Linked DNA regions of Homo sapiens: region 1 is linked to region 2. A link is a loop called in an ENCODE intact Hi-C map of the cell type or tissue named here. Cell type or tissue: ascending aorta. All regions are shown on one strand. Links, peaks and the distances in the headings refer to the core of each region. The heading gives the core; the rest is flanking DNA.

Region 1 (12,084 bases), core at 2,583-10,582, 120 kb before region 2:
GCTCAGCAGTGCTATGTCCGGCTGTCCTGGGAAGTCACCTTCCCACTCAGAGTGAACTGTGGACTACAGGCTGCCTGCCATCTGCTTCAGGAACAATGCCAGAACCATGGCGAAATATCCCCATGGGCTCAGGGGCTGCTATCTGGATAATTCTGCACAGAATCAAAACCTCTATGGGAAGCTGTGAGCATATGTCTTGCAAGGACAAGCAAGGTCCAGCCTCTGCTAAAACATTAGTTCTCCTGCTTTTTGCGGGGTGGAGGCGGAAAGGATGAACTCTTAAGCTCCAGACTAAAACTTCCATTTTCTGAATCAACATAAAATCTGTCTCCCGTCAATTCCTGGAGGAAGGGGGTCCACCAGTCTGGTGGATTTCAGCCTATTTACAAATGCCAAATGCACAACACTGACCGGAGACTGGGCTTTTGCAAAGTTGACATGGGCATACAGAAGAACAGCGATGTCCTTGTGTCCTGCTTCCAGGGCGATTGAGAGCGCAGTGCTGCCATCCTTAAGATAAGATGGAAAGAACAAGCCATGTTGGGTTTCTCAAACCTCCAGACAACCGAAAGGTAACAGAACAAAACACCCTCCAATAATTGGCAAGGTTCCCCAAATATCCCTACTCGTTCGGTCTTCTGGGAAACTTTTTTGGGACCTCTAAGGGTGAAGGCCTGAGGATGTGAAGATGAATGAGGCAAGCCTCCACCCTCCAGAGGTCCCAGTTAAGAGGATTATCTTACTCAACCATTCTGCCCACCAGGAGGGGGAAGCAGAAGATGGGGATAGAAAGTTTTTTTTTCTTCTAATTAATTATGAATGACCAGGCAAGCAGCAGTAGTGTGTGTTTAGAGACTCTGCAATTTGCCAAAGATCTTTTACCTTTCCTCTTAGAGAGGGCACTGTGATCCTAAAACCCTAAACCACCTCGGTTTAAGGCTACAAGTAACATCTGTGTGTAAGCACGCAATCCCAGTGGGTTGCACAGATCCAACTTCTGGAAATAAGAGGGGAAACACTACATATGGGTGAAAAAAGCTTCACTTAACTGCTTGATTTCCATTAAATTTCAGGGATTTAAATGGATATAAAGGAGTATCAAGGGAAAGAACAACACAACTTGTCTTCTGTCTAGTGTGTTTTTTGAGACAGGGTTTGTCTCCCAGGCTGCAGTGCAGTGGCACGATCACAGATCACGGTAGCCTTGACCTCCAGGGCTCAAGTGATTCTCCTGCCTCAACCACCACGGTATCTGAGACTACAGGTGCATACCACCACACCTAGATAATTTTTTTTTTGTAGAGATGGGAGTCTCACTATGTTGCCCAGGCTGGTCTTGAACTCCTGGGCTCGAGCGATCCTCCTGTCTCAGCCTCCCAAGGTGCTGGAATTACAGGAGTGACCCACTGTGCCCAGCCTATCTAGTCTTGAAATACGGATTTCCCTCTGGTCAGCAGCAGCAGCAGGACACAGTTCTCTTTGGTTTAATCTTATGATCCTTCCCCTCAAAAGCTTTGAAAGATAATAGAAGTAAAATCAAACAAAAACCACAGCACAGCTAACAAACTCTTCTGGAAGAAAGAAGTCGGTCAGAAGCTCTCCCTCCCACAGAGGGGAAGAAGGGAATCTGCTACAGCTGCAGCTTCCATGTGCTCCTGTGGAGATGGCTGAGTGTGAAGCTAGTCAGTCCCTCATACCAGTGAAAAACTCCGCTGGTTTTTCTCCCTACTGGCTTGGGCCCAGAAGAATCTGACCTACAAAGGATATTTTCCTAACTTTTTGGTGTTTTGAGCTAAAGAAGCTCTGATCCAAACCTGTGATCCACAGAGATAAACTTTCAAAAACGGAACCAAGCCAACCCGACCTCTGTGACCTTTACACCATCTCACTGCCTACATGCCAGTTCCTACCTTCTACCTATCACCACTCCTGTCCTTTGGCCTAGAGACACGCAAAAGTACCCCCTTTGGTTGAGTTTCCCGGTCAAGGAGTTATCTGGAAATGTGGACAGCCTGGGAACTGGGAGAAGAGAGCAGAGTGGTGTTGATGGGACAGACTAAGCAGAAATGGGAAAACGCTTCAAGAAGTCAAGCTACTCTGCAGGCTCTGGCATATGTTGTGTCACAAGCTACTCACTTTGATGGGTCAGTGTGTTCACTTTGGGTGGAAAAGGTTCACTATAGTAGGAACTGGTTTTAGTCACCGTGTAACCCCAGCCTCTAATGATAATCCAGATTTCCAAGTGCACCTGTCAGAAGTCACCTACACTGAATTTGATTCTGCAGTGCAAATCCATTGATTTCCCTTTAGTAGAGGGGCTCTTGGACATGCCCGTTAAATCACTTTTTCATTTCATGAATTTTTGGGGTAGGGCCTATTTATTCTGCTTTGGGTACTAGTTTATGAGCGTGTTAGTTTGCACACACACAGTAAGTGTAGCCAAGCTTGGCTGTGAAGGGAGGCACCTAGATGGCGACACAAATCCCAGAGGAGAATAGAGGAGGATTTGGTCGCTCCTGGCCAAAAGGCACTCCCAGAGCTCCCGTCCAGAGTCCCCCAGACCCCTGGCCAGGAGGCCCAATGGAGACAGCTTACGTTGTCCTCTAGGTGACCGTTGCAGCCGGGCTGGGCCAGCAGCAGCTTGACAATCTCCACGTGTCCGTGCTCGCTGGCACACATGAGGGCCGTGGAGCCCTCGTCATCCTGGATGTTGACATCAGCCCCACAGGCCAGAAGGCCCTTCACCATGTCTATCCGTCCGTGACTGACCGCCAGCATGAGGGCCGTCTGTCCCGCCTATGGGAAGAGATGACAAGGACTTCAGAAGTACGTACTGAGCTGGCAGTGGTGGCCTCTAGTGGGGCTGTGCTAGGGAAAGGGGGAAGAGTGTGGTGACAGAAGGGAAAGAACTGGCGATGGAACTACTTGGGGCAGGTGGTGGCAAGCAGGGAGAAACCAGCTTCCCATGAGCTATGAGCAAAGGAAGGGCATAAAGTAAGGAGCCAACTTCATTTTAGCGTGGAGGATGTCTCAGTAGAGTAAGGGGCTGGAAGTTCAGGTGGTGGTTAAAAGTCAAGCTGTGGGCCTGGAGTGGTGGGTCACGCCTGTAACCCTAGCACTTTGGGAGGCTGAGGCAGGCAGATTGTCTGAGCTCAGGAGTTCAAGAGCAGCTTGGGCAACACTGAAACCCCATCTCTACTTAAAAAAAAGCCAGGGGCTGGCGCAGTAGCTCACGCCTGTAATCCCAGCACTTCAGGAGGCTGAGTCAGGTGGATCATGAGGTCAGGAGATCAAGACCATCCTGGCTAACACGGTGAAACCTTGTCTCTACTAAAAATACAAAAAATAAGCCGGACGTGGGGGTGGGCGCCTGTAGTCCCAGCTACTTGGGAGGCTGAGGCAGGAGAATGGTGTGAACCCGGGAGGCAGAGCTTCCAGTGAGCCAAGATCGCACCACTGCACTCCAGCCTGGGTGACAGAATGAGACTTAGTCTCAAAAAAAAAAAAAAAAAAGCCAGGTGTGGTGGTGTGTGCCTGTTAGTCCCTGCTACTCGGGAGGCTAAGGCAGGAGAATCACTGCAACCAGGGAGCCGGGGGTGGTTGCAGTGAGCCAAGATCCCGCCACTGCACTCCAGCCTGGGGGACAGAGCAAGACCGTCTCTTAAAAAAAAAAAAGTCAAGCTGTGAACACATCTGGACCTGGGACACTGTTTGCTATGAAGACAGTACAACACAGAGACAGGAAGCAACAGTCACTGAGCATCTGATGGGGATGCGCAATCATTTATATGTAGGGGAACTAACAGTATTTCCATGCAAACTATGCAAATGGACAAAAGGCAAGGCAAAGGAGGGAGAAGTTTCCAGTGTGAAATTTAAGCCCATATTTCCCTGGTATGTTTGGTCAGCAAGGAGTGCCAGGCAGTGTATGGACTCAGGGCAGGCCTGCAAACAAGTGCACTGTGGTGGAAGCGTGGCATCTATGCCTGCTCTGCCAGAATGGCCACCGCAGTCCTGTCTGCTGGTTACGGGTGCATTCCTGAGCACAGGAACCAGGCGCACTAACCTGACTAGCTTTGGCATTCACATCCCCACAGCCGAAGAGTTCTTCCACAATCCGCATGTCCTTCTCTGCTTCCACAGCGGCGAGGGCCGCCAACATGATGGGGGTGTAGCCTGCCTTGTTCTGGTGATCCACATTACACACATCTGTAAAAAAAAAAAAAAAAAAGTCTCTTAGGAAGCAGCCCCTTCTAATAGCAGCCGCTTACGAAGCCACTGAAGGGATGGTGTTTACAGGAGCCCAGTGAAATGGTACCAGGTGGCTGGAGACCAAGAGTGACTTAGAAGGAAATGTGAGAGATGTTTTCATACTAAACCAAAAACTTTTTTTCCCCCTATTTCACGACACCTGAAGCAAGAGAAACAACGGTAAGCTTCCACAGCGTATCTTGTTTGCAACTGGTGGCTGAAATGCAATGGCTTGGAAGTCAGGGTGGTTGTTCTACTGGTTGCTCTTGAGAATAAACGATTTTTGGAATCTAGGCACTCAGCTGTGTTTAGGAAAGTGAAGCAGGTAGTGAGCTATTCATGAACGAAGTGTTTGCAAACGCTTACGTATGGAACGTTGGACAGGGTGGTACCTACTTATCCAAACATTACTCATTCTGAGACTCTGAATTTACTACTCTGGCCTGTCGGGGGTCCTGAAAAGCAGAATTCCAATCATATAACATCCAGCTCCAGAATTTATGGTCGAGAACAAATGCAGTTAAGTCCCCTTAACAGAATCGATGAACCAGACCTTTTCTATTCTTGTAATTCTTAAGGAGTCTTCAGGGATAAAATTATCCTTCGGGCATTTAAAAGTTCCTTCGGCACTTTCTCTGAAATGACCGGAATGGTGAGTGTTAGAAAGCAGCTTTTATGTGGGACCAAATATGAAGTTAAAATGTTCAGAATGTTTCTATCATAAAGGAAAATAAAAGGTACCATGAACATTTACCTTAAGATCCCAAACAACTCCATACTAAGGACATGTTTTTAAAAGTGGGTGTTTTTAATGCAGAAAATAAAAGGCCCTGTGGAGGAGAAGCAGGTGAATTCGTGTGCGCTTCGGGGCTCCTTAGCACCTCGGACTTTGCGGACTCTGCTCTGCATAGATGCTGAAGCATCCTAGATCTACACCTTATGGAGCCAGAATCTCAGCCTAGAAGGGGGAGCAGTAACCATTAAGATAAGTGATTAACCCAAACCATCCAGCAATGGAATTAAAATTATTTAATTTGCCAAGATGTTTTATCAACTTCTAAGGGTATACTAAGCTGTTCCTGTCAGGAGTGATAGTGAAATCTTGTTTTCAGCTTCCCTGGATATTATCTACTTCTGTTTAAACAATCACTCTGGCTGACTGTATCACCAGCTCTGTTTATAGTCTAGAAAGCCTGAAGAGGAGGGGCTTGAAATTCCTTCCTGTAAGATGGAAGCAGTTATACCCTAACATGGCTCCAAAAAGAGGGAACAAACACACTTATAAGAGAAAGGAAGGATAAATCTGCTTGGCTTTCTTCTCTGCATCAATTCCAAGTTCCCAAAACAGAGCAGAAGAGATTGGACAGTGGATGAAGACAGAATTTCAGAAAATTGGACAGTATGATTGCATATTCTAAGGTTCACACTACATCCTCATTAATCAGACTGAGATACTCTGACTTCTCTGTCACATACTAGAAATAAAAATATGTATTACAAAAATTAAAAGACTTGGGGTCTATGTGGCATCAGGCTGCTCCATTTGAACAAGAAGTTGAAAGCTCACAGTTTCTTGAGGGTACCATCTGTGTATGTGCCCCTCCCTCACTTCATGTCTAAGATGTCCACTGGCTCTATTCTGGGATAACAAGTTTCTACTATTCTATTATGGTTGAGAGACAAGAATAACATGCCCTTTGCTCTATGCTGTTTCCCCAATAACAGTATATTTTGGTGAGAATGGTGATCATTTGACCATCTGTTAAGGTGGCTTTGCTTAGTCCCCATCTTGACTAACCACACACTTCTGCAAGGACAGCAGTCATGGAGTAAGGTCAAATCAAGTGGTCCACACGCACCAAGGCTGTGACCCTGGGCCTGTAAGCAGCACTCTGCCTCCTGAGTGCAAACCGGCCAAGCCCGCATGATTCAGCTCAGGAGGGAACGTGAGACATGCTTCTTACCAGGCATACACCTCTCACTTTTGAATGCAGCTGAACTGCAGCAAGAAGATCCTCAAAACCTCCTTTCAAAAACAGATCTAGAATCTGTGTCACCCAGTTTTGTTTAAACTTCAAGCCTCTTATGAATGACTCAAGAAAATTCTTGCCATGTCATGTGGAAAAGCAATAAAAAGGATTTTAGCATGGTCAGAGAATTCAGGAGTGGCTCAACCAGGTTCTCTGAGATGAGTCACAACCCAAGTACTGTTAGAGAAGAGAGGGTGGAAGGGCAGCCAACATACCGGCATCTAACAGCAGCTTCACAATCTCGAAGTTGGAGTGGGACACGCTGTAATGGAGGGCTGTGTTGCCGTTGCCGTCTGCCAAGTTGATGACATAGCGGAGGACATCTGGGGAAATGGCCTCAAAAGCAGCTATGTAGTCCCCCACCATGGCTGGAATGGCTGACTTCTGACTGGACACGCGGAACCACTCGTGCTGGAGGGTGTTCAGACAGAACCTCTGCCAAAACACCAAGTGGTCGTTAGTTCTTCTATTTATAGACTTTCTGAGACCTAGTTGAAAGCACAAGTAACCTGTCCTTTTATAGTCAAAGTATATATATGCAGTTAGAATCTGCTCTCAAAAACCAACAGCCCTAAGAGAAGCTTCAAACACCAAACTGGGACATTTCTCCTGATTTTAAATGACGTGTAGATTCTAATGTCTATAAAGGAGACCAGACAGCACCATGCAGAAGCAGAGGCTCTGGAGCCAGACCACTGAGTTTCAAATGCAGGCTCTGCTACCTAAAAGCTTTATGACCCGAGGGAAGTTATTCTGCTTCCGTTTCCTCATCTGAAAAACTGGATAATACCATGCTTTCATAGTTTCTGTGATGAGAATAAACACTCAGGCTTGGCTCCATTTATTAAGCTATTAATATGATGTAATCATACTGGCCTTGCAAACAATTTTCATAGAAATTAGGAAGAAATTAACTAGCCTACACTGAATTATGCTGCTTCCTTCCTATCCAGACCAAACTCACCTCCTTCAACTCCTCAGCACAGCACTAGGTTGGGAGACCGTACGTGTATAGCCAACCCAATTCCCACCCCAATCCCAAATACAACTGTTCAACCACGGAAAGGGAAAATAAAAGGGAACCCCGTCTGGAACTAATTTCATTCTCTCATCAGCTCCACTCTGACTTCCTTAGGCTGTGGACACATGAAGAAGGCACTTGCTTTGTGGATGATCAACTCAACCCTGGGTCACATGAAGCTCAGTGGAGACTGAGCAGTCAGTACTGGTGATGAGGATGACTACAGTGTCTTTTCAATGGGCCTTCATATGAGTTTAATATTCATTTCTGCTGTGCTTACTCTTTAAAAGTTTAAAAATATATCAAAGAAAGACAGCCTATGTCAGAAGCACCAGAACCCAAGAAGTCCTCTTTCTGTAGAAAAGGTAGAGTTGGGATTATAGAGCTTCCATCTCTTTATCATCCTGCTACTGATTATTTAGTTTTAACCATTTCAATCACATTTTGGGTCACTTGAAGAGTGTCCTTTTTTTTCTGTATATATTCACATTCCTGTTTCTCTGGAGTTGTCACACTGAAAGAAGGGAAATTATGTCTTCTGGTCATTCTAATTCTATTACTGCTAAATAACTGGTGTCCTGACATGATTATCTAGCCCTGGCATTGTGTTTACTCGTCCACTACTTTTCACAACACAATACTTTAAACACTTTCACACCAAATGAAAATTCAGTTAAAAAGATGTACCCATCACAGTGTGTGTGGATGACACCATGCTCGGCAATTTGGAGGATGCAGGAAAACAGAATCCTTCCCAAAGGCCACGTAACCTAGTATTTTGAGAACAGTGAAAGAAAAGTGTACTATGGCTATAAAATCTGGGGTTGTAAGGCACCAGTTTTAAGTTTAGGTTAAACCTGATGGGAAATACTGACCCTGCAGTGAGATTTTATGGTTTTACTAGTGACCAGGGTATAGCCAGGTATTTTCATGAATACAAATCCAAGAATTTCAATATGTAGTTCTATGTTTCCCCTTGACTAGGAATTTTTTTTTTTTTTGAGAGGGTGTCACTCTGTCTCCCAGGCTGGAGTGCAGTGGCATGATGATGGAGCACTGCAGCCTGAACTTCCTGGGCCTCCAGCTATCTTCTTGCCTCAGCCTCCCAAGTAGCTAGGACCATGGGTACATGCCATCATACCTGGCTAATTTTTGTAGAGACAGGGTTTTGCCATGTTGCCCAGGCTGGTCTCAAACTGAACTCCTGGGCTCAAGTGATCCACTGCCTTGGCCTCTCAAAGTGCTGGGATTACAGGTGTGAGCCACTGTGCCTGGACTTGACCAGCAATTTTATTTAGTACAGCTGGCCCTCTGTATCTACAGGTTCCATTTCCATAGATTCAACCACTGGCAGAGTGAAAATATTTAAAAAATATGTAATACAAAACAATACAGTATAACAACTATTTATATAGCATTTACATTGTGTTAAGTTTTTGAGGCCAGGCGCGGTGGGTCATGCCTGTAAATCCCAGCACTTTGGGAGGCCAAGATGGGCGGACCACGAGGTCAGGAGATCGAGACCATCCTGACTAACACGGTGAAACCCGGTCTCTACTAAAAATACAAAAAAATTAGCCGGGCGTTGTGGTGGACGCCGGTAGTCCCAGCTACTGGGGAGGGTGAGGCAGGAGAATGGCCCGAACCCGGGAGGCGGAGCTTGCAGTGAGCCGAGATCACGCCACTGCACTCCAGGCTTTTTTTCAGATGGAGTCTCACTCTGTCACCCAGGCTTGAGTGCAGAGGTGCAATCTTGGCTCACTGCAACCACCACCTCCCGGGTGCAAGCAATTCTCCAGCCTCAGACTCCCGAGTAACTGGGATTACACGGGTGTACCACCATGCCTGGCTAACTTTTTGTATTTTTAGTAGAGAAAGGGTTTCACCATGTTGGCTAAGCTCGTCTCGAACTCCAGACCTCATGTGATCCACCTGCATCGGCCTCCCGAAGTGTTGGGATCATAGGTGTCAGCCACTGCACCTGGCCCTGTATTAGGTATTATGATATAGAAATGATTTAAAATATATGGCAGAATTTAAAGTAGATGCATAGTTTATATGCAAATACTACACCATTTTACATAAGGGACTTGAGTATCTGTGCATTTCGGTATCCTTAGGGGATCCTACATTTTCTCAATGCACTAATAAAAAAGACAGCTGTCAACCAGGGGGTTAGTCTGGCCTATGAAAGAATGTGCACATAACTTCGACACATGAGAATATGTCATTCTTGGCCATGGTGTCACATTAACCATTGCCATAGAAATACTTGTGTCCTATGTTGTACCATTCATGATCACTAAGGCAACCACAAACTCTTTGCTGTTTGCTCTGAATTTCTTAGACTGCGAGATGACAAGTGCGGTTATTTTTATGTTTAAAAATAGTGGCCGCCTGCATTCCACATCAGAGCATAACATACAGTTTCATAACTGAAAGGAATGCTGACCTTGGCTCAGATAGGTTTCTTTTAAAAACATATGCTAACTTAAAAAAAAAATTCTTGGATGCTGCTCCCTGGATCTTACTGTTCTATAAATAGAAATGAAATATGTAGAAAGATGACGACTGACTGCAATTAGCCCTGCTTTCTGTCTGCAAGTGTACGCCTCACAGATGCCTCCACCCCAGGAAAAGTCCAGGGTGGGTAAAGGATGTCCGAAGTTGGGCCTCAAGGAAACGCTGGCAGTGTGATCCAGGGAGCAAGACCACATGATGTTTACCCAGCCCACTCATGCTGGAAACAGTTCAGGAGAAAAGCATGCAAGCAACAGCTCGGGCAGCCTACAGCTGGCCTTGACAATGAACCCACTCATGCACTTTGTACACACTGGGGATGGTGTTTGCAGGTCAGACTCACCATATCTTTGCTGGTCAAAGCTTTGGGGTCATTTATAGTATTTTTCAGTAAGTTGCATGCAGACAACATCTTTTCACTTAATTCATACCTGAAAGGAGAAAAAACAAGTTACGATTGGTCACAAGAAGAAAATCATTTTTATTTCAACCCAAATATCTAATTTTTTTTTTGAGACAGGGTCATGCTCTGTCGCCCAGGCTGGAGTGCAGTGGCATGATCTTGGCTCACTGCAACCTCCGCCTCCTGGATTCAAGCAATCCTCCTGCCTCAGCCTCCCTAGTAGCTGGGACTACAGGTGTGCACCACCAGGCCCAGCTAATTTTTGTATTTTTAGTGGAGACGGGGTTTCACTATGTTGGCCAGGCTGGTTTTGAACTCCTGACCTCAGGTGATCCACCTGCCTCGGCCTCCCACAGTGCTGGGATTACAGGGGTGGGACACTGCGCAGCTTCAACTTTTAAAAATATATTTTTAAAAGGCAAGTGGCCCCAAGCCAGCCCAGGCAGGTCATTATGGCACAAGGTGCTTGGGCAGAGGCAGCACAGAAATCCTTAGGGGTCTAAGGGTTACGTCCACTGTGCAGAGCCAACACCTCCAGCCAGAGATTGAGGCCTTGTTTGGGAGGGTGACATTCGGCTTCACCAATTGGCCTTTATGACATTCTGGAATAACATTTAGAGATTTTTTTTTGCCATTTTTAAGTTTTTTTTTTTTTTTTTTTTTTTTTGAGACAAGGTCTCACTCTGTTGCCCAGGCTGGAGTGCAGTGGTGCAATCACGGCTCACTGTAGTTTTGCTGTCCCAGGCTCAAGCAATCTTCCTACCTCAGCTTCCCAAGTAACTGGGATTACACGTGTGTGCCACCACACCCGGCTTTGTATTTGTAGAGACAGGGTTTCACCATGTTGCCCAGGCTGGTCTCGAACTCTTGGGCTCAAGCTATCTGCCTGCCTGCCTCAGCCTCCCAAAGTATTGGCATTATGGGTGTGAGCCACTGTGCCCAACCTGTTCTAAGTTTTTAAAAAATATTTTTAATTTTAAGGGGGTTGAAGGAGACCCAAATTACTTTTTTTCTGAGACAGGGTCTTGCTCTGTCACCCAGACTGGAGTGCACTGGCTCACTGCAGCCTCAACCTCCAGGGTTCAAGTGATCCTCCCACCTTATCCTCCAGAGCAGCTGGCATGTGACACCATGCCCAGGTAATTGATATTTTTGTAGGGATGAGGTCTTACTATATTGTCCAGGCTAGTCTCAAACTCCTGTGCTCAAGCGATCCTCTTGCCTTGACTTTCCACAAATTACCATATATCCATCGTGCTGACCAGTAAACCACACATCTGAACCCACATTTGGTGACTCAAGTGTTTAACCCATATGAAAAGTAAAAAAATGACATATGGTATATAAATTACATCTCAAAGCTGTTAAAAAGCCATGTGAAACACTTGGAAATATAAACTAAAAACACTTACCTTGTTTTAATGCAGTTAAACTTTCATTTGCCAAATTAAATAGAGGTAAGTTTTCTGAAATGTTCTATTTATATTTCACATACTGAAAAACCATACTGAAGTTTCCACCTTTTCTACTCTCTATTTTATGAGCATCAAATCCTTATCTAATGGTCTTGAAAACTTACATTCTGAGGCACATATTTCAGCCAACCAGAGTGTTTTTCAGCTACTATTTATGATATACCCAAATCCATTCTTGTGGTATTCCTGATCATTCAATGTGTAACAAAATACAAACATGTAAGTGATATGCATCATCTTTACAGTATATGTGATCTTTGGCTGAGGCCTCATCCACACAATGATCCTGTAATAATGATACACCTGTATCAAGATAAATGGCTAAACATAAAATCTGAAATCTTAAAGTAGGCTGGCCACCAAAAAATTAAAATGTCTTTAAAT
Region 2 (12,084 bases), core at 2,213-10,212:
TCTTATTCCCAATCAAATCTTATATTGCTGAATTCTATTATGCTCCAATATTAAATTTTTAAAAGTTGGCTTTTTAAAAATTGGTTTTTAAAATTGGTTTTTGAAAATTTAAAAAGTTGGTTTTTAAAAATTTTTTTAATTTTTAAAAGTTGGCTCACGCCTGTAATCCCAGCACTCTGGGAAGCCAAGGCAGCTGGATCATGAGGTCAGGCATTTGAGACCAGCCTGGCCAACATAGTGAAACCCCATCTCTACTAAAAAAATACCAAAAAATTAGCCGGGTGTGGTGGCAGGCGCCCGTAATCCCAGCTACTCAGGAGGCAGAGGCAGGAGAATCGCTTGAACCTGGGAGGTGTAGGTTGCCGTGAGCCGAAATCACGCCATTCATTGTTCTCCAGCCCGGGTGACAGTGCGAGACTCCGTTCCAAAAAAAAAAATTATAATTATCACTATTTTGCTTTTCTCGCAAAGAATTACGTGTTGTTTACTATGGCCCAAGAAAGCAGGTTTTATTTAGGGGGCAGATCGTTGAAGAGTTAATGTCCTATTCCAAGACAGGGTGGGAAAGGAATGGATGTGATTAATGACACTGAGTAATAGAGGGTACGATGCACATTTTGGAAGACACCAGTGTACCTGACAAAGTTTTCTTGCCTGCCTAGACCTGAAATAGACAACTGAGAATACAACAAAACAATTTTTTTTTTTTTTAGATGGGAGTCTTGCTCTGTTGCCCAGGCTGGAGTGCAGTGGTGTGATCTTGGCTCAACCTCTGCCTCCGAGGTTCAAGCGATTCTCCTGCCTCAGCCTCCCTAGCAGCTGGGATTACAGGCGCACACCACCACACTAGGCTAATTTTCTTATTTTTAGTAGACACAGGGTTTTGCCATGTTGGCCAGGCTGGTCTCGAACTCCTGACTTCAGGTGATCTGCTCGCCTCAGACTCCCAAAATGCTGGGATTACAAGCGTGAGTCACTGCACCCAGCCACAACGAAAGAATTTAAACTAGCTAACTCTGCTTGGAAAAACAATCTCACCAGTGGAAGAGCCTGTTTAAAGTATTTAAAAATCATTGCAAATTATTAATATTTTAATGTTTCAACATCTTAATATAGGAATGTATTGCATATTAAATCCTTGAAAATTACAGTACGGCTGATCTACGAACATCTGCATTCTGCAGTCCGTGAGCACCCACAAGTCAAAGGTAAACTTTCTTGTGGATCATCACTTATCTTTATCACTCACTAGATGAATGCTGAAGAGCTATTATCATTATACAGTAGCAAAACTGGTTCCAAAAGAATGATGAATTCAGCTATTCTGAACTAATGTTGGCTCTTCTTTGCGTTAATACTCCCATGTTTTCAAAATTTAAAGCAACTGGGCCACCCAAATCTGACGATAGGCAAAGGGACAATTATACTCTACCCATCCCAAGAAAGAAGGTGCTCTCACATCAGCCTGTCCCTGATGCTGCTGCCCTAATTTAATACTGCTTTGTTCTCTTGCCCCCTCTTCTACCCAACTAGATAAACTAAACAGTGTGATGGTTTTAAGTACTGTGTGGCTTGAAATATAACATTTATACAAACTATTCTTGAGGCACAAATAAGAGGCCTCTCTGAAATTCAAAAGCACTGTAGCTCTCCCCTGTTCCTTTTAAGTATTGGCTGTAAAGCAAGAACTGAGGATTCAGAACTACAAGGAAGCTTTTAACTGACCTGGGTAAGCATTTAAAAAGAGAGGCTTGTACTTAGTTATGGCCATTTTCTCTCCTAAAGGTCCTGTGGATTTTGACCAACAGACACTAAATTTAAGTTCATAAAATGTAGAGTCCACATTTAAAAACATTTTCTTAAGTCACAAGGTGCCTGAAAATAAGTAGTGAGGTTATTTTCTCTAATTTTCTATTTTTCTTCTTTGACAAGTTTTATTCTCTGTTTTAAGGCTCGTGAGGAGCCATGGATTAATAAGGTGGAGACAATTTTGCCTCAAGACAGGTATTAAATGTCAGCGATGAGAGGAGAAAACACCGCCTGTTCACCCAGTGTGCAGGAGCTTTCTTACTGAATGGAAGCATCACTTCCCAAATGACCAGTTTGGATGTTGTGGTTGGAGACTTTTTTTTAAAAAAAGCAAGCCCTGGCATTCATCATCATTTAAAAAAATAATTTCACGAATGTCTACTGTGCATGTGAAGCAGTGATTCAGATGCCTAGGAGTGAATATGTTTTTTTAAATGATGCAATCTTTGCTTTAAAAAAAATTGTTCCGATAAGTATTTTGACTAAGAGAAAATATCTGTTTCTTCATTTTAAAAATGTAATCTGGGGCCAGGCATGGTAGCTCACGACTGTAATCTAAGCACTTTGGGAGGCTGAGGTGGGCAGATCACTTCAGGTCAGGAGTTTCAGACCAGCCTGGCCGATATGGTGAAACCCTGTCTCTAGTAAAAATACAAAAATTAACTGGGTGTGGTGGCGTGTGCCTGTAGTCCCAGCTACTCGGGAGGCTGAGGCAGGAGAATTGCTTGAACCAGCAGGTGGAGGTTGCAGTGAGCTGAGATCACGCCACTGCACTTTAGCCTGTGTGACAGGGCGAGACTCTGTCTCGTAAATAAATAAATAAATGTGATCTGGAATTAGAATAGCCTGTATTTTCTTCAATGAATGCCATAATTTTATATTACATGGGCTTTAACCTGTATATTTTGTTCTTGGGAATACTTTTCCTTACCTAAAGGAAGCAGAATTCCGTGGGTACTACTGAAATAACCTTCAAGATACTGCCTTGTGTGCAGGGTAAATTATATTAGGAGGCAGGTAGGCCAAACTGATTTTTTTGGTAACTGCCCACAGTAAGTGTGGCATCCAGAGAGTGGTTCCATAAATGTTACTGAGTCAGGATTCATGTCATCCTCCATTCTGCCCGCACCCTCTTTCAGTAAGAAATTCCATTCTATAAATACGTGCTTTCTTTTTCACAAAAGACAGAAGTCTTACATGGAGCCTACTCCTATGAGAAACCTGAGCAGGAAAGAGGAAAGTGGAAGAAGCAATCTGAAGTGTGCACATGCACGCGTCACAAACTGGCCTGCTGATCGGAATGTCTGCTGAGGAAGAGAGGTGCAGACTGTCAGCCTATCAGCCTAAGTTTACGGTGGGAAAATTTCAGCCTGGGAAGTAACTTTTCCTGCCCACCCATATTGGTGTGCCTCCCCCAACAGCCAGGTGAAAGAAGAGCAGCTGGCTCTTGATCACCATCAAGTAGCTGTAAAGGTGATACTGGGCTCTGCCTGCCAGGCTGCCTTCAGGGTCCCAAAGAACAAAGCTCCAGGGTCCTGAACCTCTTTGGCCAGACAGCAAAAGTAACTACTTCTTAGACTAAACAGATAAACCCGTGTGAACATGAGCTAACATTTTTGAGAAAATAAGGGAATAAAACATAGGTTTTAGACATTTGCCACAACCCCCCTCCTCCCCAATCCTTCTCCTAACCAATTCCATTTATCCTTTGAAGACAAAAGACATGTCTGGTTTTGAAAAATAAATGTTAAACAAGGAAGGCAACGAGTGAAGTTGTAGAATACAGATTGTTAAAGAAACTAAACCACTGCCAAAAGAACTGGACTCAGTAAAATAACATTAAGGACAGTTCAAATATACCATAAACTCTTTATTATATTTTATTAGACATAATGATTCCTTGCAAGAATGAAAAAAAAATCGACCTAACTGACCTAACATTCACTTACGGTAGTATATTAAAAAAAAATTATTCTCTCTTAGACTACTGAGATCTTCTAGAGAAGGGACTGCATTTTAAACATGTGGTAGATTACATTACTATTCACCAAAATTTCCTGCTCCTTCCTAAGGAAGAATCACATATCCCCACCCTCACTCAACTCGGGTGTGGCATTGTGACTTGCTTTAACCAATGAAGTGGTAGCAGAAATACCATGTCTCACTTCCAGGAAGAAGTTTTAAGGGCTAGTGTGGAACTTTGCCTTGCTTTCTTTCCTTCCTCTGCTATAAAGAACAGCAGCGACATAAGCAGAGGCTGCTCCATCACAGGTTGAGGTCAACACTGAACACAGCTGCAGCTGACAAATAATGGACGTGTAGCATATGAGTAAAAAAATCAGTGTGTGTTGTTGAAAGCCACTGAGATTTGGGGTCTTGCAGAATAATTACTATCTTGATTGATAATGAGTGGCTTAGAAAGGACACTTAGTAAAGCCAAGCCTGGATGGAAGGATAGAGGATATAAAGTATTCAGAAATTCCAGTGGTGAAATTTGGTAGGTATCAAGTGAATATAAATGAAATATTTCTTTGATTTATATGTGTAAAGACAGCAGCTTTTAGCTTAAATGACAGCTTGGAGAAGTGACAAAATAGAGGTTTCGTAAATTAAAGATCTGGCTATGCAGTTTGATGGTAATTTAAGTGGTGTTCAGGATGTCCATTCTAATAATCAGCACAAGATCTACTATCTTAAATCCAAGTTGCTTCAGACACGAGTTGATACAGTATCACCTAAATGCTGAGGACTCACTGAAGTGACTGCTGAAAAGCCTTCACTTTAGTCCTCACGGTTATGTCATGCAATAAGGTAGGACCGGATAAAATTTGGAAGTCTAGTAACCCAAGCCAGTTCCTAAGTTTACCTAAACCTGAAAATTTCATCTTGTTGATTGAAACTCTTCAGCATTAAACATTTCTTTATTGAGCTTCAGTGGATGTGGTGCTCGGCTGATGCTGGGTGGGGAGGTGACACTGGTAGGACGGATACAGAAGAGTCCCTGTTGATCCTTAATATGAGAAACCTTCCTTAGGCTTTCATGCCTCAAGAGGCTTGTCTGGGCAGGCAAATGGCATCAACACAGCTGTTGAACATATGCTATCAGCTGGCACCACCTTTGGATCCTGGCATACCAAGGACCAGAAGTAGGCCAGCATTTTTCCACCTGGATTCAGCAGTTGTTTTCCCTGTTCGTTCTTTCATTCCTCATGGGTCTTTAGCTAGGTTAGGTATCACTTGGGATCTCCTCTACCACTATCTTCTGTCTTTAAATGTCAAAGAGAATATATAACATTTGTTCTTCATGTCTTGGACTTTATGGTGATCTAATATCCAGAAGCTGGTGTTAACTGGACAAATGCAAAGACCAACCAGGGAAAATAAACTGAAAGCACACCAATTAATTAAGTCTTTACCTAAAGGATATACTATGGGACTGACTCTGTGCTAGGTACCACAAGAACAAGTGGGAATCAAATTCCAGCCCTTGAGTAGCCTTTTTAGTCTATTTGATAAGAAAAAGAGAAAAGAAACAACATTATTCCCCCTCTTCTTAACTAGCATAATTTTAAAATGTGGGTACTCAAACCATCACAGGTAAGGCTTTCTCCCACCCAGTGATACTTCTGTAGAAAGAAAAAAAGAGGGAATTCTAGCAAAAAGGAAGAGCATATGATGCCAGATGGACTAAAAGAGCAAAGAATACAATTCATCAGCAAATTATGTGTCTATTAACAGTTTCAAATAAAATGCAATAAAATATATTTATAGTATGTTGGTATCAAAAAGATGATACTATGCCAGGCGCGGTAGCTCAAGACTATAATCCCAGCACTTTGGAAGGCCAATGCAGGAGGACTTGCTTGAGGCCAGGAGTTCAGGACCAGTCTGGGCAACACAGGGAGACCCTCTACAAAAAATTAAAAATTAGCTGGGTATGGTGGCGCACACCTTTGGTACCAGCTACTCGGAAGGCTGAGTAAGAGAATTGCTTGGGCCCAGGAAACGGAGGCTGCAGTGAGCCATGATTGCATCACTGCACTCCAGCCTGAGACCCTGTCTCAAAAAAAGGGCAGGGGGGGGATGGGTACCATAAAATTATATATGTACAATTTTGTACTATATTAAGAATTGTATGTAGGAGTAATCACAATCAGAATACATATATAAATATGAATGAGCAGAAGTTTAAGGTGATGGGCTGTAGTGATTTTTTAAAAATATAAAGTACATTTATATACATTTCTTTAAAAGATCATGTTCACTAAATCCACAAGGCCCACAACCTACACCAAAATCTCTAGCCCAGCAGTTTTCAACACTAGAGAGTACTGGCCCCACCCCAGGAGGCACACGGAAATGCATGGGAGTGTTACTGGGCAGTCATGTCTGAGGGGCACTTCCGGCATTTAGTGGGCAAGGGCCAGGAATGCAGAATACCCTGCCGCACACGAGACAGTCCCACACAATGAGGAACTGTCCTACTCATAACACCAGCAGCACAACTGTTAAGAGATTGCCACTAGGATAGGACCAAGATCAGTGTCAGCCAAGATATGCTGTAAAAATCCTAAAATTTAACAAAATACCATTAACTTTATGCCAGTATGATTTAAAAATAAATCTTTTTCATTTAAAAAAACTGCAGAAGTATATAATCACTCCTCAAAGATGGAAATGGGTAAAAGATCCTATTACCTGAATAGAGAAAACAATCTCATTTCCTGAGAGAGATCATATTGCTTTCATGCTAGAAACAATTTAAACAAACACTGAGGGTCGAAAAATTATCCCCATCTGCTAAACACACTTTTGTACCTTATCAATACACCATTATCTCACAGCTGGTTTGTGAACTCTTGTCAGTAACTCCTGCCCCGGACTGAAAGTTCAGAAACAAAGAAGCAAGGACAAGTGGCTGGAAACCCTGCAGCCACTGGCATGACCAAGAACTGAGCACTCTGCTGGCCGACTTGCTCCTTGTGAAAAATGGCCCTCCAGTGCCACCCAGAGATGCTTGGAGCGCTATGCACAGCGCCTTCTTCCCGGCCTCAAATAAGAGGGGAGGAGAAAAAGGAGAACTACTCTTTCCTGTAGGGCGCAGAAATGAGATCCTTTATGCTCAGTTAAATGGTCTTCCTACTTTTACCCATGTTTAGTACTTAGGACAGTCACACTCATATTTAACTTCCCAAAAGGCTGGTGACACTGCCATCTAGTGAATACAGTCTTTTTTACAACAGAAAGTCACAAAACTTAAGGGGCTCATGAACCTGTATTTTTAAAGTAAAGTTCAAGAAGTATCCTGTTTTTAATCTCATTTGAAATACTACTTAATTTACATTGAGAAGAGGAAAAAAGTTAGTAATAGAGAGTTTGCTCTCTGTGGATTCCTTTTAGGAATTAGCAAAATTTCAAAAATGAATACAACAGGAGAATGTAAACAAATTCGATTTTCCATACAGCAGGGGAGTCCAACGTTTTGGCTTCCCTGGGCCACACTAGAAGAATTGTCTTGGGCCACAAATAAAATACACTAACACTAATGATAGCTTATGAGCTTTAAAAAAATCTCATGTTTTAAGAAGTTTACAAATTTGTGTTGGGCTGCATTCAAAGCTGTCCTGGGCCACATGCAGCCTGTGGGCCATGGGTTGGACAAGCTTGTCATAAAGGACTGAAGCTCTGCTCTATCTCCAGCAACGATTGTTACAGCTGTACTTGCTATCTAGTGTGCTGTTCACAGCATGGTCCACTTGTCCCTATATGGTGACTACTTGTGCTTTTCTTGAGTTGCTAGCTTACTGAATCTTAAAGATGCTGTGAACTATGTATCTGGTCACAATTACTTCTTTGCCTTGGCTGCTAGGAAGCATGGAGCCAAATTACTGGCCTATTCTGGTCTACTTACAAGATCTTTTACAGTACATGCTACCTCTATCTTTACTCCATATTTCCTCCTCTTGATATCTTCCTTCTGTCCCAATATCTTCACCCACTCATTTAAAAATTTTATTTTGTATGCCCCTTTAATTTGGTACATATAAATAAAACACATTAGTGTTATTTGCTGTGTGTATGATGCTCCTGTTGGGATCCTCTGCATGTAACCATAGGCATATGTATGGCAAATATCACAGGCAAAGGTGATTTGTGTCTTATATGACTCTTAGGGTCTCTTACTACTTCTTGACTCCCCATTAGGAGAGCTGCTGCTGGTCTAAACTGGGGTTCGAAAGAGTGTCACAGTCAAAGGTATTGCTCACATATAACTGCTACCTTTTCCACATTCCATTCCAGTATGGCCGCCTGAGATGTCCGGCTTAAATTTCTAAGCAGCTTCTTCAGCTGAAGGGACTGCTTTTTTAATTTCTCATCCCACAAATCCTGTCTCATTGTTTCTGTACTTTGTCCCATTCCTAGATAGTTGACCTATGTATTCCAAATGATAACTTTTTTTAATATGAAACGTTTTTAACATAAAGGCTTACTAAAAGGCAGAACATAAACTGTTTTAGCAAAAGGCATAAAGATGATGACACTGAAACCCTAAAGGCTGTCTTCAAAAAAACACCGATAATGTGGGATACCTTATCACCATTTCAGCAGACATCATGTCTAAGAAACCGGGCCTACATACTGTTGAACTACATTCATTCCTGTTGAGATAATGACACCCAGTCAGAGTGCATCACTGGGACATCTTAGACTTTGTACTGAATTTCTCTTTCTTATCTCCAATAACTGGCTATTAAAAAAACACAGATTGCAAAAATCACATTCTCAGTCTTACCCAAGAGCCACAACACCTGGCTTTGTGTATTTTCTCTACAGCTGCCAAAAGCACAAAACAACAGATAGTTTCCTATTAACAAAGTGCAATTTAAGAGGCATAGGTGGCTTTGTGTGGGAGGTACTATGGGTAATATGTGTGTTCATTATGCAAATGAAAGCCAATCCTATTTTTAAATGTACTTTTATATGTACAGGCAAGGGCACATAAGAGTTAGATGGTCGGCCGGGCGCGGTGGCTCACGCCTGTAATCCCAGCACCCTGGGAGGCCGAGACTGGCGGATCACAAGGTCAGGAGATCGAGACCATCCTGGCTAACACGGTGAAACCCCATCTCTACTAAACATACAAAAAATTAGCCGGGTGTGGTGGCATGCGCCTGTAATCCCAGCTACTCAGGAGGCTGAGGCAGGAAAATCGGTTGAACCCGGGAGGCGGAGGTTGCAGTGAGCTGAGACTGCACCGCTGCACTCCAGCCTGGGCAACAGAGAAAGACTTTGTCTCCAAAAAAAAGAGTTAGATGGTCAAGGTGATGAAGATTACAAAAATATTACTGGGAAGATAAACTATCAAAAATGCCTGCAAAATAGAATGACACTGTCATTTGACAGTCAGATAATTAGTGTCAAAGGTTCTGAATTTTAGACACACTCCTATCTAATGGGATCGACATACCTATGTTATTAAGAAGTGAAGTGAAATGTAACTTCCTCAGTGGCTTGTTTGGATTCAGCTTCTGTGCAAGGAGCAGGCACTAAGACACATCTGAAAAGCATGAGAGACAGAGGACATGGGCCTTAAGGTTTTTATTCCAAGTTCAATCATTACTTGAGTCCTGTACTTTTTTCTATGTCCTACACTGAATCCTGGAGATAAGTGTAGTCATCCAAGCTTACACATTGGAAATTAAGGCATAGAGTCGGTGAGGAACTGGCCCCGTGGGCTGGGCTCTTGGTTCAGTGACAATTGTCTGTGACTTACTAAAAGATTCTTTAGTTTGCCTGTTGTTTTTAGTAGAAAGCTGTGGGCTGGACCCAATACTAACAAATGGAACTCAGGGGGCTGACAGCGACATCTCTGAAGGCCAAAAAACCTCCTCACATGTCAAGCCAACCGTCCCTTCAGGTCTTGGGGATGGAGATAGGGCTGGCAGGTGGAGTGATAAGGTAACCTAATTATAATAATGCCAGAGTAATAAAGTGAGTGACAACATAAAGGATACAGAAGATGCCTTCTGTCAGAGACAAAGAATTCAAAAACAATCAAATAAAACCACCAAACAGGAGAATACCATTTCATTCTTCTTCTACGGGACTGGGGACGATGTTAACCATTTATAAACAGCACTCTTGCGTACTGGCCTCTTTCCCTTTGCCCAGTCTCAGTTCCCAGAAAAATAACCACAAACATGATCTCTGCCTCTGGGTCTAGAAGATGAAATCAAGTCTCAAAGATACTCAGGTCACAGATGTGCAAGTCTAAAGCTGTCTCAACTAACCCTCCGAGCTTTCCAAGGCTAGCTATGCCTCCAGTTCCTGGAATGTACAATTCTTCTCTTATCTACAAGGATTCTTCAATGGCCCTTAAACCCAGGAAAGCTGGAAACTGCAGGTTGTAGCCATGTCTTGATCAGAGTCAAGGGGGCATGGACATCATTTAACATTACCTGACGCAGCAGAGGGTACTCGGTCAAACCAGCTGCTATATTAAACCAACACTGGACACCTCTATGGCTTATCCACAGAGGGAACTGTCAGGATTCTATTTCTTAAATCATGTATCTAAACCAGTACTTTATTTTTTCACCCATATAGTACACCATTATCACTTCCATATCACTCAATTCTTCAGGACTATCTTTTCTCATTATATATAACATTTGCTTAAGGTCTCATCATGGTTCACTTTGGAGAGCAGGACTGAAGTTCAGTGAGAATGTTTTTTCATCTTATATACTTCTAATATTCTAATTTATTAGGATAATTGTGTTACTTTTGTAAAGAGTTTTTGATAAACGTAAGTGTTCAACCAAATTAAAATGTATTCATACCTTTAATCTAGTTATTCCTGTGAACTTATCGCAAGGAAGTAACTTATTATGGCCTGAAGATTTCACTGCAATGATACTTAAAGTAGCAAAGAATTAGACACGATCTAAATTTTAAACATGAGAAAGTCAGTTTTATAAATTATTGTACATTAATGTAACAGTATTTATCATTATAATTGTAAAGGCTTCATAAATGAGTGGAAAGTCCTGACACCTCAAGTAAAACAAGCATTCCAAATAAAAATCAAACCACATAAATATATGTATAAGAAAGATAAAAACATTTCTATGTGAGAGTGGTACAATTCTACGTAATTTGAAATTTTAAAAATTTTCTTTAGTGAATAAATATAAAATACTTACTAGAAAGTAGCCTGAGAAAAAATAATTTTGCCATAGTTCCAAACTATGATATTAACCAAATTAAGATACTTCTCCTTTATTTAGAATTAACTTTAAAGGGAATAAAAGAAGTACCAATAGATTAAAAGGCAAAATATGTTAGCAGGATCAATGTCTATTGAGTCTATTCATTATTTTATTTTATTTATTTATTTTTTGGGACAGCGTCTCACTCTTGTCACCCAGGCTGGAGTACAGTGGAGCGATCTCAGCTCATTGCAACCTCCACCTCCTGGGGTTCAAATGATTCTCCTGTCTCAGCCCTTTGAGTAGCCGGGACTAAGGGTGCACGCCACCACACCCAGCTAATTTTTTGTATTTTTAGTAGAGATGGGGTTTCACCATGTTGGCCAGGCTGGTTTTGAACTCCTGACCTCAGGTGATCCGCCCTCCTCGGCCTCCCAAAGTGCTGGGATTACAGGCGTGAGCCACGATGCCCAGCCTATTGATTCTATTTAAAAAGGACTTGTAGCTAGCAATAAAGTTTAAGGAATTCCCAAAGAACTGTTAAGCAAATCTATTTAATTTACAAACAATAAACTTATAAAATGTTTTCTAAATTAAAATAATATAGTGGCATTATAAAAACACCACTGCAATTAGCAGTTTAATAATGTGGTAAATAATACTAGGTAAAGCCAATTGCTATTTATGGACAATCTTTTTTTTTTTCAGCCAGCTTTCTGAAGGGTTAGGGGTCAAGTCTTCTTCCCTTTGAGTTCTGAGAACATGAAGATTTTCAACGATCTTGCAGGAGTTCAAGTCCCAAAGGGTAACTGAACAAGGAAGGATATCAGCAGTGACCCCGAAAGCTAACAACAAGCGTGAGTATACGCCCATGTGTTATTTCCCATGCTTCCATCCAAGAAAATGCTCTATTGAAGCAATGTGTATGAATGCATCTATTATGCATGTCACCATGGCCTTATCCCACTCAGTCTCAACATTGGCTTAGTTCACCTCCCTTGGAAACACTCTGGACCATCAACTGGGGTGGAGGTTGTTAAGTAACTCTGTGAGTTGCCTTCAT

What was found. Peaks named below come from ENCODE experiments on the same cell type or tissue, not always from the same donor. Only the 100,000 strongest peaks of a DNase experiment are listed, where the experiment ranks them.
Region 1: a loop joins it to region 2, with 4 times the contacts of the local background. A loop is called at or near these places in 3 of 110 quality-filtered maps.

What each region holds. Positions count from the first base shown.
Region 1 is chr9:732,917-745,000 of GRCh38, reverse strand. KANK1 (KN motif and ankyrin repeat domains 1) reads right to left here. Exons shown (of 12, transcript NM_015158.5): 7 at 10,166-10,253; 8 at 6,497-6,716; 9 at 4,067-4,209; 10 at 2,596-2,796; 11 at 412-510. Among named protein-coding and RNA genes, the nearest start is that of KANK1-AS1, 53 kb to the right of the region's middle. RefSeq lists an enhancer at 5,913-7,112. In ascending aorta, for the core only: no CTCF peak of the experiment used is centred there; DNase peaks (open chromatin) are centred at 6,160, 6,550, 9,660, 9,990 and 1 weaker place; H3K4me3 peaks cover 329 bases; H3K27ac peaks cover 8,000 bases.
Region 2 is chr9:608,759-620,842 of GRCh38, reverse strand. All of the region lies in intron 1 of KANK1 (KN motif and ankyrin repeat domains 1), which reads right to left. Among named protein-coding and RNA genes, the nearest start is that of KANK1-AS1, 71 kb to the left of the region's middle. In ascending aorta, for the core only: a CTCF peak has its summit at 6,842; DNase peaks (open chromatin) are centred at 2,410, 3,102, 6,188 and 6,792; H3K27ac peaks cover 4,880 bases.